2 separate regions of the Homo sapiens genome follow, and region 2 is linked to region 1. A link is a loop called in an ENCODE intact Hi-C map of the cell type or tissue named here. Cell type or tissue: GM12878. All regions are shown on one strand. Links, peaks and the distances in the headings refer to the core of each region. The heading gives the core; the rest is flanking DNA.

Region 1 (8,936 bases), core at 731-8,730:
TTAGCCCCAGAATATAGTAAATGCTTAGTAAATGGTAGTTCCGTCATCATTCACATCTAGCATTTGAAAGCATTCTTCTACTGGCATGAAGAATAAAAGTTGTCAGTTATCTGCCAGAGATGGAACTAGAAAAGGCGAGAAGGCAGCTGGTGACTTTGCACATTCCTCAAACAGGAAATCAAAGTTCTATCAGCGGGCAGAAGAGAGTTTCTAGTCCCAGGAGCTTGACACACATTAGGATCGTGATGACAAGTTTTGCCACTAGCTTGATTGAAGTGTTCTATTCTGAAGATGGAAATTTTCCGATTTTTTCTAAAGGGCAAACCAATAGAGTTTCAATTTAAACCAAGGCTAGATGCTTACAAGTGTCCTTCAATATGCCAGGTTTTGGAGTGGTGTAAGAGCATGACTAGGGTTAGACACAAGTCTCTTCAAATCTCAGCCATCTCCTTTTCTGGCCATGGCCACAGAACATACCTAACCTCTGTGATTGCTTTCCTAGACAATGGGGACAACTCATACCTTATGGACTTGGTGTGTAAATTAAGTAAGACCACTAGCAAAGAGCCTGGCACAGTGCCTGGCACATCAGAGACCTCAGTAATTGCTGGTTGGTAGTGTGCTGAGCCTAGTGTGTGTGTGTAGAGGGGTGCAGAATTATGCAAAATGTGACTCCGTCTTCAGGGAGCTTAGGAGCCTCAAGAATACGCCGAATGCTTGAAAAGCAGTATGTTCAAGTGAAGAACACAGAGGGATGCACAACCTGACTGCTTTGTGTCTGCATTACCTGTTGACACCCGAAGTGCCATTATCCTGAAATAGCAGGAGTGCTAGAACTTGTTAAGAGTGAAGTTTGGGTTTTTGGTGTTGAAGGCGTGGTCGGTGTATTACAAAAATAAAAACAGCACTGAAACCCCTGTCTCATTACTTAGTGTGAGGTATTTTGTTTGTTTTTTGTTCTTTAAGCTGACGTGCTGTCAGTTCTTATTTTCTTCTTAGAATGTCTTTGTTGGGTGGAGAGTCTTAAACCCCAGCAGGCAGCAGGCAGCTTTCACAAGTTCGTACATGGGGATGGCTTAAGCTGAGTGCCCAGTCCCAGAAAAGCTAGAATTCCCTGCAGTTCGATAACACACTTTAAGGATATAAAAGAAACTTCTGAAAACCAGTTTCTGGTTTATCATTTTATTTTCTTCATATTCATTTTTATGCAAACGAATGACATTCATTTTGGATTTTATTCTACCATTAAAAGCTTTACAAGCAAAACCTTCGTCTGAGAACTTAGTAGTGTTTCAGACATGTCCCTGAGCACCTGTCCCTGTGTCCCCATAGGCAGCCGCAAAGCCCTCTGCGGTGGGTGTGGCCAGTCTCTGTAACTTGGTGTTGAATTCCTTACTGAGGTCCTCTTCTTTTCAGTGTAACTCCAGTCTATTCAAAGATGCAGTGATTTTTTTTTTCTCCCTTAATTCCATTGACCCATGTGACCAGACACCTAGTAGCCACTGTTTTCTTCATGTTCAATTACCCAACTGTCTCCCATTTGAAAATTTGACTCTCTTGTGCTTTTGGGTATGTATGGAAATAAGTAGCCAACAGCTGCAAAATGCAGTGGAGAAAAGGGTGTGGGTTTCAAAATCCAACAGACTTCAGTTTGAGTCTTACACCGACACCAGCTGTGTGATCTTGAGCAAGTTACTCCCCCTCTCTGTGCCGCCTTGGTTTCCTCAGCTCGAAAGCTGAATATTTGGAGTGGTTGTAAACATGTGAAGTAATGCTGCATATATGAAGCACCTGGCTTACTTATTTCCTGGCACGCAGTAGGTGCTATTGCAGGGAAGCTGCTCTTACTGTGGTTGTTGTCTCCTGTTGCCCACACAGTTGGTTCAGTGCTCTTGTGCTGGTCTCCATGGAGAACTTGCTGGGGGAAGCAGGGCCAGATTCCCTAGCCAACCGAGATACCCTGTGCCCTGAGGAGCACCCTCACTTCCTTACCACGGTACCCACTCATCTCATCATGGGCCATATGTTCAGGTTGCTTCCACTGAGGGCTATGACTTCAGCCTTGCTAGTGATTAATGGGTTCACCCTGCAATCATGCCTAGAGCCCTTATGTTGGCTAGGGCATTTATATTCCAAGCTGTCTGTCCTTATCCAAAGGAAGGCAGGCAGGACCATAGTAGCCAGATCAAAACAACGGTGATACACTTTAATCCTCGCCCTTCCACCAGTGTAGGAAAGATGAAGGCGCTGCAGCAGGTTAGTTGGCTGTTACAGCAGGTGGAGCAGAAGAATGTGGATGAGTGGCCTGTGGATACTTGGGCATCAGATGTGGGACTCCTGGTGAAGCAGGGTAGCCATCCCCAGGAGGTTGATCACTCTAACATCAATCTAACAGGCCCTTTGACCATTTAGAAGAGGATGACCCAGTTAAGTATCCTCCATAAGGATGTTACTCTCTCCTCCTGCCATGTTCAACATAATTTCTATAGACCAATACCTGAGCAACAAAGAACTTTTGGATGGGAACAACAATAAAGATAGTTAACAATAACTGAACACTTATTATATGCCAGTTACTAGACTAAGCAGCTTACATGTGTGAGCTTACTTAATCCTTCTACAACCCTCTCAGAGAGGCATGGATGCATGTTACCTCCTTTCTTCAGATGCGAAGACAGAGGAGTAGGTATGCCCAGTAACTTGCCCAGTGTCACAGAGCCAGTAAATATGGGAGTAGGGATTCAAACCAGATCCTCCTGTCTGCAGAGCCTGAGCTCTTTATATCTGCGCTGTGGACAGAGGTGTTTCCTAAAGCCACTTCTATGTCAGGCTGTGGCCCAGCCCTCAGAATTTTTCTGTCAGTGAAAGCCAAGGGGGGACTGTTGCTAATTTTGGTTGACTATTTTACTGCCTTATGTCAGCCTCACTTTATAGGAAAGATGACCTATGTCCTGCCCAGTCCTAAATCACAGTGGGATCCGGATGCCACTTGGCCTCTCATCCCCTAGCTCCTCCTGCACATGCTTGTTCCACATCTGTGGTCGCACTAAAGGCAGCTCTCACGCAGATCTTAGTGCTGCTTTCCCCTCCATTAAGGGTGACTCTCTTAGCAAAAAGGCACTAGTGAGCCTGTAGACATAGTAAAGATTCCGCTGTATAGGTGGAAGAGTGTTTACACCACATACAAAAGCAAATACCACAGCACTCTCTGTTCCCCTAAGCTCTGGCTGGACTGCCTCAAGGGACTTTTCTCTCAGAGCCCTCTTAGTATTAATAATATCTGGCTCTGCTTTCCAGAGTCTTCTCTTCCCCTTCAGTCTGCTCCCCTCCCACCTTAGGCAAAGCAATTCAGACTTCTTCAGCTGCTACCAAACCTTGCTACCCAAACCAGTTTTAACACTAGGTACAATAGAAATAAACCACCCCTAGTCAAGAGGACTCAACTCCCTTAGAAGCCAGTGAGGGTGTGAAAGGTGTGAAATAGCTTTGTTTCCCCTGTTACCTTCATTAAGGAGCTGTGACACCCTATGCACAGGCCAGAGATGATTGATGGGCCTGTGGTCTCTGAAAAAATGCTGGTCACTTTCATCTCTAAGAGCCAGTGACCAAATCCCTGTCCTCTTCTTCTGAATTGGCAGCCTTTGCAAGGATCCTCAGCCCATCCTGGGAGTTCTCCCTCTTCTTCCAACCCCCTCTATTGTCACCTTTACCCCACCCAAGAACAGCAAGTAATGTTTCTTATGCACTCCGTGGCTTCACGCTCTTGGTCTCTTCTATGCCCATTTTGAAGAAGATGCTGGCCTCTGCTATTAGTATCAGTAATTCTCAACTGGCCACCAGCTTAGAATTCTAATTATGTCCACCATTTAGCCTGAGATAGTTTTTTGTTTATTTATAAAAATCTTTGTTGAGATCTTACTGTGGACAAAAATTAAGATAATCAACTGTTTTCATGGGATTTAGAGAGAGAGAAATTAATCAGCTATGAAATACTGAGTTGATTTCTATGAAAGAAAACATAGAACAAAAGAACTTGGTGTTTTCAGTAGAAAGCGAGTGACAAACTGGGATATGAGGGTTGAAAAAGAGTTTCCTGGGGACATGCGGAAAGCGTGGGAGCAGCAGGAAAGGGTAGCCACTGTCAGAGGAAGCACTGCTCCCTGTGGCAGAAGGAAGCGTGACAACTTGGAGGAACACAAAGAAGGCCAGTGTGACTGCAGCTCAGCAAACAGAGAGTGATGTTGAGGGAGGCTGATAATGGCTCTCAAAGATAGGTTTACATCCTCATCCTGGCAACCTGTGAAGTTCACCATATTTGGAAAAAGGGTCTTTGTGGATGTAACTAAGGATTTTCAGCTGAGGTTACCCTGGATCGTCATCCTGCTGCGCCTACATGCCATCACATGTGTCTTTATACAAGTGACACAAAGGGAGATGAGACACACAGGGAAGAAAGCGATGTGAATATGGAGGCAGAGATTGGGGTGATGTCGCCATGAGTCAAGGAGTGTTGGCAGCTATCAGAAGTGGGAAGGGGCAAGGAACTGATTCTCTCCTAGTGCCTCCAGATGGAGTGTGGCCTTCTGGCCTCCTTTAGACAAAAAGGAATGCTGTAGAAAGTATAGAAGACATCATTCTCACCCTCATGCTCCCCATCAGAAACACAATAGAAATGTGAGCAGGAACATGTCTTTGTATTGAGCATTTGCATATGCTCATGAATATATGAAGAAATAAAGTATGGTTGGGGATATCTTACTCTCAAAAGCTTCCTGGTATGGTTTCCTCCTCTGAGTTGGAATGCCCTCTGGTCACATCTTTTGTTTTTACTTATTTGATGAAATTTATGGACAGCATTAAATAAATCAAGAGGGAAAACAACGTACCTTTTTTCCCTAATGCTGAGTGAGATAAGGTGTTTTTCTGATTCCTACTGTGCTACCTACTGTGCTATTTTTTCCTTGTATAACAATACTTTAAATTCTTTCAACACGGAGTTTTGTTGTAATGACAAAGAGAGTTTTAACTGTGGAGTTGGGGTCAAATTTGTATGATTAAGAGTATTAAATGCTGATTGCAGAGAATGAATGGCTATAATTCTGCCCCTTCAAAAATTTAGTTTTATCTAGAAAAACTCAGAAAGGTACAAAATGACATTTTAGATTAATACTCCTCAGTTTTACATTTGGGCAAAATTTAGCAATGACCTTTGTGGAGGTTTAGAACAAAATCTATGCTATTGATAGGTGAATATTTGATAACTGTATTCATGCCGACAGATTAACTACGTGCATTTAAGTAAGTTTGAAATAAGCTTATTTGTCTTTTTTTTTTTTTTAAGGGATAAAGAATGGCTACCCCCTAAGCAGAGCAGCCTGAAATAAGCTTATTTGTCTTAATGGAATTTTCTAAGTAATTATTATTTTTAAATATTTTTATTAAAAATTACAAATATGTAACAGTAAAGAGAATAATATCATGAATCCCCATGTAACTAGCTCTATTGGACAGTCATATTGTATTTATTTCCCATCCACTGCCTCTCACTGGATTATTTTTATGTAAATTATATCATTTCATTCTTTAATATTTTTATATGTGTATATTATATATATAAGTATTTTAAATATGTGCTAAAAACACAATCAAAATACCAGTATCACAACAATAAATCCCTTAATATCAAATATTACTTGGGTTTTAGCTTTCCCAATTGCCTGATGTGTATTTATATTTCATAGATGTAAATTCAAAGAAAGTATAAAAATTGTTTTTCAAATATATTTTATTTAAAAGGATGAAACACATTTTATACACCAGAAGGATTAAAATAGTGAAAATACAGCAAAGAACTTACTGTCTGTTTGAACAGTTTGGCTATTGTACAAAAAGAAATATAAATATATAATTATGTAACTTGACATTTTTCCATCACATAAGAAATTTTTTAAATGAAGAATGACCAAAAATTATACAGTAAAGCCATGTAATATAATAGAGTTGCTTGGCATTCAGGGCTATGTAAGAGAATATATTTTTCAAGTAAACATGCACTTTAGAAGTTGTGTATCAACCCCATCAAAAAGTGGGCAAAGGACATGAACAGACATTTCTCAAAAGAAGACATTTATGCTGCCAACAAACATGAAAAAAAGCTCATCATCACTGGTCATTAGAGAAATGCAAATCAAAACCACAATGAGATGCCATCTCTTGCCAGTTAGAATGACGCTCATTAAAAAGTCCGGAGAGGATGTGGAGAAATAGGAACGCTTTTACACTGTTGGTGGGAGTGTTAATTAGTCCAACCATTGTGGAAGACAGTGTGGCAATTCCTTAAGGATCTAGAACTAGAAATACCATTTGACCCAGCAATCCCATTACTGGGTATATACCCAAACGGTTATAAATAATTCTACTATAAAGACACATGCACACGTATGTTTATTGCAGCACTATTCACAATAGCAAAGACTTGGAACCAACCCAAATGTCCATCCATGATAGACTGGATAAAGAAAATGTGGCACATATACACCATGGAATACTATGCAGCCATAAAAAAGGATGAGTTCATATCCTTTGCAGGGACGTGGATGAAGCTGGAAACCATCATTGTTAGCAAGCTAACACAAGAACAGAAAACCAAAACCGCATGCTCTCACTCATAAATGGGAGTTGAACAGTGAGAACACATGGACACAGGGAGGGGAACATTACACACGGGGGGCCTGTCGGGAAGGGGACTGGGGGAGGGATAGCATTGGGAGAAATACCTAATGTAGGCGACGGGTTGATGGGTGCAGCAAACCACCATGGCATGCGTGTACCTACATAACAAAACTGCACATTCTGCACATGTACCCCAGAACTTAAAATACAACTTTAAAAAAATTTTTTAAATAGTTTTGTGTCTAGAGAAGCTCAATGTGTACTAGAAGATAAAGATAACATGGTAATTATTGACAGAGGATAACCGTTATCTTGATCTTTAGCACCACAGTTTAGATTTGCCTATTTAATAACTTTATATAAATAGAATCCTAGAATATGTACTATTAGTGCTTGATTTTTTTCCCTCTCGCTATTGTTTGTGAGATTTATTTATCCATATTGTTGCATGTAGCTATAGTTTGTCATTCTCATTGCTGAATAGGATTCTATCATAAAAACATACCGCTATATTTTATTCTATTGTTCATTGACATTTAAACTTTTTGAGGGTTTGGTTATTACAAATAGTGTTGCTGTGAACATTCTGGTACATGTCTTTTGGTAAATATAATTACATATTTCTGTTGGGTATATACCAGGAATATGATTGCTAAGTTGAAGAGTATGTACCTCTTCAGCTTCTGTGTATAATACCAAACAGATTTCCAAAGGTGGTACCAATTTACACTCTCACCAGCAGTGTATAGAGTGCCTGTTGCTCCACATGTGTGATCATTTTTAATTTTAAATTATTTATTGAGCAGGGAGGGTTATTGAATGAATATTTGTAGTTGAAATTTGACAGGTATAAGAAAGCCAGTTACAATTGTTAAAAGAAAGATTTTAGATAGACTAAATTTAGTAGAGTTTAATTGAGCAAAGATCAGTTGGCAAATCAGGAAGCCTCCAGAACCAGAATGGGTTCAGAGTGACTCCAGGGCTGCCACATGGTCAGATAACATTTATGGAAAGAAAAAGGGAAAGTGATGTACAGAAAACAGAAGTGAGGTGCAGAACAGCCAGATTGGTTACAGTGAGGCATTTGCCTTATTTGAACACGGTTTGAATAGCTGGCTACCTGTGATTGGCTGAAACTCAGCCACTGTGATTGGCTGAGGCTCAGTTACACTACAGGAGTAATTTACAGCCTGTTTACATATCCAGTTATGTTACAGTTCATTATTTGAAGAGAAACTTTTAGGGTAAACTTAAAATATGTAAGGAGGCAGCTTTAGGCTAAATTTAATTTAACACTATTTTTATTAATCTGAAATTTTAAAGAAATAGATTTTGGCCAGATTAAAGGCAATTTTCTCACTCATTCTACATTCGAGAAATATTTCCATTTATAAATTATCTGTTTATAACTATCTTCCGTGCGTCTCTCTCTCACTGTGAGGAAAATGGAGCATGGTTTGCCATGATTCCTTTGGGAAGAGCTCTAAGCAATCTAGAACACAGTTGTTGAGGTGCCTCTCAGTCTTGTCTTTTCAAGGCCACTTAGTGCTTAACTCAAGTACCCACTTTCCATCTCTTTAGTTGTCTGTTACCCTTCTACAGAATCCTCTTTAGTTTCTGCATTTCTCTGAAATTATGAAGATTTAAAAACTTTAAACTTGGGAAGAGATAATCATTACTCAATTTAGAGAAAGGGCTCCCCTTCTGGCTCAGGCATTTTACACTTCTATTAATATTTTTAAATAAAAGATATTAGATGTTAAAATACTGGCATTGTGTAATGAAGTATCCAACTATAAACAGCATTTGTCTGTAAAATAAAATGTTTGCTCTAATGGTGCTTACTCTCTACTTTTTCGTGTTGAATTTAGTACCAATTCAGTTGGATTTCATGCCTTTTTCCTTTTAGTTCTTTCCTTATCTTTCCAGCTACTCTGTGTGCCCTCCTCTCCCCCATTGATGTCACTATGACACCGAGTATCAAGATGTGCACCAACGTATTAGAAAGAAATTGGGATCGATTTTAGGATGCCTCCTAGATCGTATTCCCTATTTTATGCTGTGTAATAGGTTTCTGTAACATGGAAAAAATTCATCTCCTTCAGTACTTAGAGAAAATTAATAATCAGTCACACTAATTGTGTCTTTATTGTTATGTGTGACAGACTCAACATTTTAAAAAATTATACTGAGACAAAATATTCTATTTTCCTCTATTACCTGCTATTAATTTTTGAAAGTGTTGTTAAGGATAAACTCTACAA
Region 2 (8,936 bases), core at 728-8,727, 52 kb before region 1:
AAGCTTCAAAGCTGTATGTTTAGGTTTTAGAACATCAGATATTAGGACCCAGTGATAAGAATTCTCCATTTATTGAACTGTTTTGAAATTTCATTTTTTAATTGCTTTAAGACGTCCTTAACTTGACGTCTTATAATACAGTTCGATAGTTGAATGAGACCATTCTGAAGTGAAAACAAAACAAATTAACTAGAAGTGATCTTAGCTATCATCCCATCCATCCTTTTTATTTTGCTGATGAATCCAGTAACTTGTGATAAAAGTCATATCTTGCTCTCAGAATTCTCCATGTCTCTCTGTGGAGTTAGCACATAATATATACTGGCTGGCTGGTGGGCTGGCTGAGATAGTATTTGCTAAAAAACTTAAACCTTTTGACCACAGTATTTGTGAAGAAAGTCTTGGTGGAAGATGTTAGAGTGACTCTTCGTTTTGGGATTTAAAAGCTTAGCCATTCTTCTGTGAGTTGTTAGATGCTACTGCTTGCTATTCTAAAAGCTTCTGATGTGTAAAATATTCTATAGGTATAAAACCTTTTGATGTGTAAAATGTCTTTTTTGTTACACATTCTCAAGCTGGTAGTCTCTTTTACCATTACTTTGGGAGCATTATGTAATTGCTATTTGAGAGTCAACAGAAAAATGAATAAAGAGGAATTATTGTTGCCAATAGACGCTGTTCTCCATACACCAAGTTAAATAAAACATGAATTTTAAAGTTCTATCAAGCAACAGCTTGTCAAATTAATTATAACATTCAGTGAGTCTTTAACAACCTAAAGTAATTTATCAGGTACATTTGGAAAGACGAACTCTTTTTGTTTGAGACAAGGTCTCCCTCTATCTCCCAGGCTGGAGTGCAGTGGTGTGCTCATGGCTCACTACAGCCTCGACCTCTTGGGCTCAAGCAATCCTCCCACTTCAGCTGGGACCACAGGCATATGCTACCACACCTGGCTAATTTTTTGTAGAGTTGGAGTCCCACTCTGATGCCCAGGCTGGTCTTGAACTCTTGGACTCAAGCGATCCTCCCACCTTCATCTCCCACAGTGCTGGGATTACAGGTGTGAGCCACCATACCTGGCCAAAAAGATAAACTTTTAAAACTTAAAAAAAATTTTTAAAAATGAATTGTGGCTACTTCCCATGTGTAGAGCTGGGTCTGGCAGCTAACATTTTGTTCATGTGGGACTCAGGCAAATTTGTTTCTGAATTAAAGGAATTTCCTATCCTCATTTCTGGCTTCATGCCATGAGTGCCAGTGCCAGCTGACAGAGCCATCTGCAGGACTCTGTAGTAGAGTGGGAGCCAGGTGAAAGTGAGCCAGGCCTGCAGATGTAGTTTTTGTTAGGTGAAAACTTAGCAGAAGCGTGTCCAGTCCTGGAGATTGTCCATTCTCAGTTTATTTGGAGACTTTAAGATGGTAGAACAATGACAGGTTTCTAGAAACCTTGTGTTTAGTACAAAAAGTGGCTTGTCTGTGAGACCTCCTTTTGAGATGTTCAAAAGAATGTGAATATACTGGAACTTTGCAGGAATAATTTCTTCTGTGATTCCAAAATCTTCAGATTTGGAGGAAATAATTCAAATAATTGTATTGATTTCATCCATTCCTTCCACTAATGTTTACTGAGCATTTCTAATGTGCCCTGCACTGATTTGGATACCAGACAACATGGACATAATTCCCTGACCTCACAGAGCTTCCGGTGGGGGAGACAGACACACACAGAAGTTAAATATGTCAGACAGTGATATGAGCTACGGGGAAAACTAAAACAGGGAAGGGGATGGGAATTGTGCTGAGGGGTAAGGGAACCATGTCAGGACCTGGGGTCTTGTACTACTTGTGGTGACTGATTGTACCCACAGGCATGAAATAGAACAGTCATTTACATATTGTGGCTGACTGTGCTGTCATAGTTACTACTACCATTATCACAGTCACCGTCAGAAAGCATTTACCCCACGCCTCTTAGCAAGGTTTTATACAGAATGAGTCATACAGCTAAGTGTTTGTCCTCAAGACTGACAGCCCTTACGTGTACACATGCAGATAACTTACTAATGATGAATAGAAATTCCAACAATTGTATTCGTTCAACAAATGTTTATTGAATGATGGGGTATACAAGGCATTGTGGAGGACAGCAAGATAAATCACATATGTATCTTCCCAAAGGGGCATATAGTTCAGTATAGTCATAGAGCAGGTCATTTGCATGTCAGTGATTTAATTTGAGATAGACCATGAAAGTCTATGTCATATGCTGATTTCGCATTTTTGCCGAGGCATAATTTTGAGTCAGCTGCTTTGGGAGGCTGGTATGGGGTAACTAATGTCGGAGTGTGTGTTTAGCCATTTCCCTGTGTCCACATTTCAGTGAGGAATTGTTTCTACCTATTGCTGAATATGTTAAATGCCTTTGAAGTAAAATATGCTTTTTTTTTTTTGGTGAAAAATTGCTCTGAGAAGAAAGCCAGCTTCTAGAGTTGGTGATGGAAGTGCTGAATCTAAGATGTGATTGATGTTCCTTGGTCAGTACATGGAATCATTGAGGGCCTCAAGGAAATACTTAGCATTTTGCTGCCCTTATCAGGGAAATTTTATGCTGTACTAGTGTTTGCCAGCTTGGACGTGAACCCCTCGTGAATATATTTTTTGGATAGATCTTGATAAAGGCCTTAATGGGAATGTGGACACAGCAGAATTTATCTCCCTTGCTTGAAGCAGAGGTGCGTCTTCTGGGCCCTAATATCAGATTCTTCCCTTTCCTTCACAAATAAAGCATCAACCATGTTTATGTGAGGGTTCCTCATGTTTATCATCTATATGGGACCAAAAGTTTGCTACATAGAAACATAGTTTTTTTATATATGTATGTATACACACACATATACATATGCAGCCTTAGAAACAGAGCAAGAGAAAGCTTGGAAGGGGGAGGAAGAGCTGTAAAATACCATGGCAGAAGCTATTGGCTTCTCAGCATAATCCATGTTTTCCTCTTCCTGAGCCCACAGCAAGAATGCATTTCCCAGCCTCCTTTGGAGTTAGGTACAGCCACGTGCCTGAATTCCAGCAAAGGGGTGACCACAGTGAAAACAGCTGAGCCCATCAGCTTGAATCCCTAGTTCAGCGTGAGGAAGAGGAACACCTCATTCACCAGTTCTCTGTCATGGGAGCAAGAACAAAGTTCGGAGGTGTTTGAGCCATTATAGAGAAGTCAGGGATATATTTTGACAGTGATGAGTTTGGATCATAATCCTGAGTGTCATAATCCTGAATGTTGAAGTTCTGAACATCAAAATCCCAAAAGATCAAAATCCCTAAAGTCCAAAGTCCCTCATGTCTAAAGTTCTGAAAATCACAATCACAGGATGTTAATGTTAGGCCAGCTCTTATGGGCTGTCTCTGTGCGATTGTCCAAAATCTTTCCCTGTAATATACATTTTTACATGTTGAATTTTCTTTTCAGTTATTTAGCTTTTTTTTTTTTAGTTTTTTCCCTACTATTTTAAATTTGTAGAATTATTTTTTACAGTTCACTATGCTATGTATTTTATTTTTTCATCACTTCCAATATTGGAGTAATAAATTGTATAGAGACTTTTAGAGAGTTCGAATCCCTTTTATGCAATTTTTGCAAATTTGACTCCACAAAAGTGTAGTATCACCATGTTGAGTTTGTGTGTAAGCATTCTGTGTGCACGTGAAAATGTTGCAACTTTCTCAGCAAATAAAGAGATGTTCTTTTTGTACATCTGCATTTGCGAAGGATACAATTTCTTGATCTCAGCTCTTTGGATGACTGCATAAGTGGTGGTGACCCATCGTGGTTTTTGATCAATCTCATCAGAAGACTTAGGTTGTTCATCACAGTATTTCAGATGATTGCAGTCATAAAGCCAGGTGCAAACAATGACCAACCATAGTGATGTGCATTTATATAGTTCCCCTTTTGAATTATTTCATTTTGAATATGGTTTGTCTGCTCATAATTGTTATACCCATGCAACTGTTGTTAGCATACTTGAGTGTTTTTGCTTTCAAAAGTATGTATATTGTTATTGTCCATTTTATTGTGTTAAGTGACCTAGGAAGTGTTGTGTCATATCTTTGTTTCTCAAATAAATCCCCTTTTAAAAAGGTAAATAAATGTCTTTTAATGAGTCTTTAAATTTTTTTTTAAGAATTATATTTGCAGGATTTTGAGATTTCACTGAGATTGTGTCTTTTGGGATTATGATCAGCTCCCGCAGTGACTAGTCTTTCCTGACTAATACTGTGACTGTGTGGTAAGTGAGAGCAGTAAAGACAACAGTTTCAGAGCTGGGATCTGTCTTCATCAGTTTACTGGACCTGGTTGTTTCCATCCGAATGGCAGAGTCAGTGCTCATGGATGAGGATATTTATGCTCCTAGGCCCAGGCTGTGTGTGTGCTTGTTACTGCACTCACCTTAATTGCTTATAGAAAGCTATGCTTCTTGCTGCGCACTCCCCAGTAGCTGAGTGTAGAATCTAGGGAATGTGAACTGACCCTTGATTTTTCTTCCTCTTTCCCTCTTTTCCTCAATTATTTTAGTCCCTATCTTGTGCTAGGTGGTATCGGGATACATAGAAATGAAAGAAACATGGACTCTGCCCTCAAAGAGCTAACAACCCTAGTTGACCAGATTGCCTCAAGTGGGACTCCCACTGGAACCAAATTATTTAAACAATAAATGACTTTGTCAGGAGCTGAGAGGTATATTAGTTTCAGGTGCTGTTTCTTTGTTCCTCCTAATCCAGTCAGTTTTGCCCTTGAAACTTATTTCAGGTGGTCAACCACAAGGTCCAGTACACACCCATGCTTAGTATTGCCCTTCCCTCCCCCATGTGTATAATTCTCACATAGACCCTTGAGCAGTGCAGCAAGTTGTCTAGAGAAAGTTGATTGAGTGCTCTTTTCCCTTTGAATTCCATCGAACTGGGCCCGCATGGAAGAAGCAAAATTGTTACTTTGCTAAATATTGGGAATGGTGGATAGTGAGGTGAGGGGATTGGCATGTGTAGCCTGAGAAAATCCTACTCAGCCGTTTTAGTTGTAGTTTCAGCAGATTCAGTGGCTCCCTTTGTTTGGCCTATCACTGTATTTCAAGTTAGAATTTGAGGATCAGCTGCCTTCTTCTTTTTTGGCAATCTCCCTCTTCAATTTGCACGATCACTCACATTCGCTCTTGTTAATGTCAACTTGTCTGGTGTACTCCTTTGAGGTAGGCACCAGGCCTCAACTCTCTTTGTATTCTTTCTGCTAGTCCTTTACTCCAGAGCATAAACAGTGCTTTATATATTATGTATGGCACAATAAATGTTTAATGAATGAATGAGTTACTTAAATTTCTTAAACTGGGAGAGCTGCTTGAGCTAGTTTCATACTTTCACCAAGTATGAATAGGTCTTTCCCTGGGGAACATCATTTCCTGCTGCCATTGTGTTGCTGTCAATTCATGTGATGTTTTGTCTTGTTGTTGTGACACTGGCCTGGCCTTGGCCAGTAACAGGAGTCATCCAGCATGAGATTTAAGAAGGGAAAGTGATGACATGCTAAGTGGTTGCTGTATCAGTGTAGTAGGATGTGATCCAAAAGGTACTTACAGTGGGCATGTCTGGTGGATGGTACTGAACCACATTCTTATGCTTTTCTCAGCAAAAGAATTTTCTTATGTTACATGTACTGTATGACTCAATCTAATAAAAGAACAACAGATTCATCTTTTCCTGCCCGGTAGCTAGGTTTGTACCTTAGGTCCTGCTTGACTCACTGAAGGTTCCAGAGAATTCTCTGAAAATGGATGCATGCACACCCATAATTTGACTTGTTTCCCTAATAAAATTACAGCTGAAAACTTTCCCTGGAGGACTTGTTATGCTTCTTCCTAAAAGCACATTTCAATAATGACGACAAAAGAATGGTGATTTAGAATTACCCTAAAGGCTAGGAGAGAAGATATTTCACAGGAAGAGGCTCTGCTCTCCTTGGTATTAGAGGTTTCATCACTTGCTCCTTTGAGCACCTGTGGGACTCCTGTCTACAGCTTCCTTTATTTTTAGGCTTAACAACTGGTCTCCTCCCCTCCAGCTCAGAGGTCATTTAGAAAGAAACTGGCCAGAGCTTTTCTCTGATCTTGCTGTTCTTGCTTCTTTTGTCAGTTTAAGATTCTTTTGCCGAAAGTCAGTGAAGCAGATCATCTTCACATCTTTGATTCCTTGACCTTTACATTTAAGAATCTGTACATTAGGCCGGCCGCGGTGGCTCACATCTGTAATCCCAGCACTTTGAGAGGCCGAGGCGGGTGGATCACCTGAGGTCAGGAGTTTGAGACCAACCTGGCCAACATGGTGAAACCCCGTCTCCACTAAAAATACAAAAATTAGCTGGGCGTGGTGGCACACGCCTGTAATACCAGCTACTTGGAAGGCTGAGGCAGGAGAATCACTTGAACCTGCCCAGCCTGGGCAACAAGAGTGAAACTCCATCTTAGAAAAAAAAAAAGAATCTGTACATTTAAAAACATTTCAGTGCTGACTTGTTGCTTAACTTTGACCAAATTTGCAAAGATGGGGAAATTACTGTTTCTTCAACAGGACTTAGAAAGTCATAAGAATGGCCAGGCATGGTGGCTCACACCTGTAATCCCAGCACTTTGAGAGGCCGAGGCACATGGATCACGAGGTCAGGAGATCGAGACCATCCTGGTTAACCTGGTGAAACCCCGTCTCTGCTAAAAATACAAAAAATTAGCTGGCTGTGGTGGCACGTGCCTATAGTCCCAGCTACTTGGGAGGCTGAGGCAAGAGAATCGCTTGAACCCAGGAGGTGGAGGTTGCAGAGAGCCAAGATCACACCACTGCACTCCAGCCTGGGCGACAGAGCGAGACTGTGTCTCAAAAAAAAAAAAAAAAAAGTCATAAGAATTTAACTGTATGGGATTCTCTGTCATAAATTAACTTTAAAAAATTGTTAAAGTTGGAAGTAGGAAGTTTATTACCTTTTTGTGAAATAGTCTGTCATGATCAATAGTGAAGAATTTAATTTTTTTCTGAATTTTAATTCACTTATAGTATCCTGAAAGTATTAATCTAGCCTCATCTACTTATGTGAAATAATTTTAGAGAATGTCCTCATGAAGTATCCATATGTTGGGTTACAAGAAAAGCACCTAGTTTATGATATACGTAAATTGATGCCCTTTCTAACCTTGACTGGTGTTGTGTGTCCATATTTCATAGTGGCTTAAGTGATGTTGCAAGTAATAGCCTGAGACTCTAGCCTAGTGACTCTACATATACATTTTAGATGAAAGACCTGGAGAAGGTACATGTTTGAATAGGAAATAATTATGGATAAGTTGAATAATATGCTTTATTGTAGAAGATAATGCTATCGTCTGCCCTCATTATATTCATTGTAATGGAAAAATAAATTGCCACACCAAAGGCCTGCTTACTTCACTTCCTGTAAACATGTCCCATGTGCAAGAAAAATTACAAGGCATGCCAAAAGGCAAGAAAAACACAGTCTGAAGAGACAAAGTAATGATCGAGCCCAGATTTTGAAACAGATGTTGGAATTATCAGACAAGGAATTTAAAAGAACTCTGATACATTAAGGGTTCTAATGGAAAAAAATAGACAACATGCAAGAACAGATGGGTAATATAAGCAGAGAGATTGAAACTCTAAGAAAGAATCAAAAGAAGATGTTAGAAATAAAAACCACAGTTACCGAAATGAAGAATGGTGGAGCTGAAAGTTCCAACCCTCTAATCATGCCTTGGTCCTTCTGGCAACCAACCCCTATTCTGAAGCTATCTAGGGACCCAAAAGAGTCATCTTGTTAGCATAAACTCTGGTATGGTTGAAAGTGATTTGTTATGAATTTTAAAAGCTACTCCTATCACTCAGGAAATGCCACAGGTTTTAGGAGATCTATGCCAGGGACTGTATAGTCAGAATGCCCTGTATGTATGAATTCTTGTGAGTCTTATGCATTAGATGGTGAGCTATTTTAAGGCAAGGACCTTAAGTCTCCTTGCATTCTACTCAGCACATTAATCACTCAGTAAGTCCTTGTTGAGAAGGATCTAATCATCAAAGGCAGAGGCAAAAAGACAGACATTCAAATATTTGTTGTTCCAAGAGAAAAAGCCTCCGTCTTTACATTCTTCCCATGGTTATGCAGAGGTAAAGGGGACATTTCCCCTTTTTCCTCTGAAGGTTCACTGAAAAATCAATTCACAAAAGCAGATAAATTGGAGAAAAAGCATCCAAGTTTATTTATCGTGAACAAGCAGGAGCCTTCCAAATGAAGACCCAAAGATAGAGGGGAAATTGTCCATTTCTGTGCTTAGGTTCAACAAAGTATGGACAGCTGTAGTAAAATAAAACTGGACAAAAAGGGTAAGATCTAATGCTAACAGGTTGAGTAGGGAAACTCAGCAAGGCCTGGCTGTCTGGATTCTTCTTGGCCTCTCTGATCATGCATTCCTTCCTTCTCGGTGTGGGGCAGGGTTCTCTCTGGAATGGGGGTCTTGTGTCCTATGTTAAACTCTAACTTTCCCTCTGCATTTCTGTGTAAAACTGACTAAAGATAATTTCTTTATGGTCAGTTTTACACAGAAATGCAGAGGGGAAGTTAGAGTTATAGGTTTTTTGGGTGGCTGTAGGGAAGAAGGTTCTGGTTTTAATGACTTCCCGTAGGGAAGAGAAATTTCAGTTTCTATGGCTAGCCTAGGGGCAGAATGGGACCAGAAGACAGGAGGGCAGGAGGAGGTCACAGAGAAACTTTTGCTTCTGAGGCCTTCATTTTGGGGTATTGTTTTCCAAGTCCCAGCCATTGGCAAATCATAGACTATAAACTGCCAGAGCCTAACCCAGTCCTAACATTTCAAAAA

The links. Hi-C counts contacts between places; a loop is a spot of excess contacts. Peaks named below come from ENCODE experiments on the same cell type or tissue, not always from the same donor. Only the 100,000 strongest peaks of a DNase experiment are listed, where the experiment ranks them.
Region 2: it touches region 1 in a loop (5-fold over the local background); 6 of 110 quality-filtered maps call a loop at or near these places.

What each region holds. Positions count from the first base shown.
Region 1 is chr14:24,948,704-24,957,639 of GRCh38, reverse strand. All of the region lies in intron 2 of STXBP6 (syntaxin binding protein 6), which reads left to right. Among named protein-coding and RNA genes, the nearest start is that of STXBP6, 97 kb to the left of the region's middle. RefSeq lists an enhancer at 3,375-3,444 and a silencer at 8,923-8,936. In GM12878, for the core only: a CTCF peak has its summit at 4,178; a DNase peak (open chromatin) is centred at 3,229.
Region 2 is chr14:25,000,371-25,009,306 of GRCh38, reverse strand. All of the region lies in intron 1 of STXBP6 (syntaxin binding protein 6), which reads left to right. Among named protein-coding and RNA genes, the nearest start is that of STXBP6, 45 kb to the left of the region's middle. In GM12878, for the core only: no CTCF peak of the experiment used is centred there; DNase peaks (open chromatin) are centred at 1,916, 4,815 and 5,496.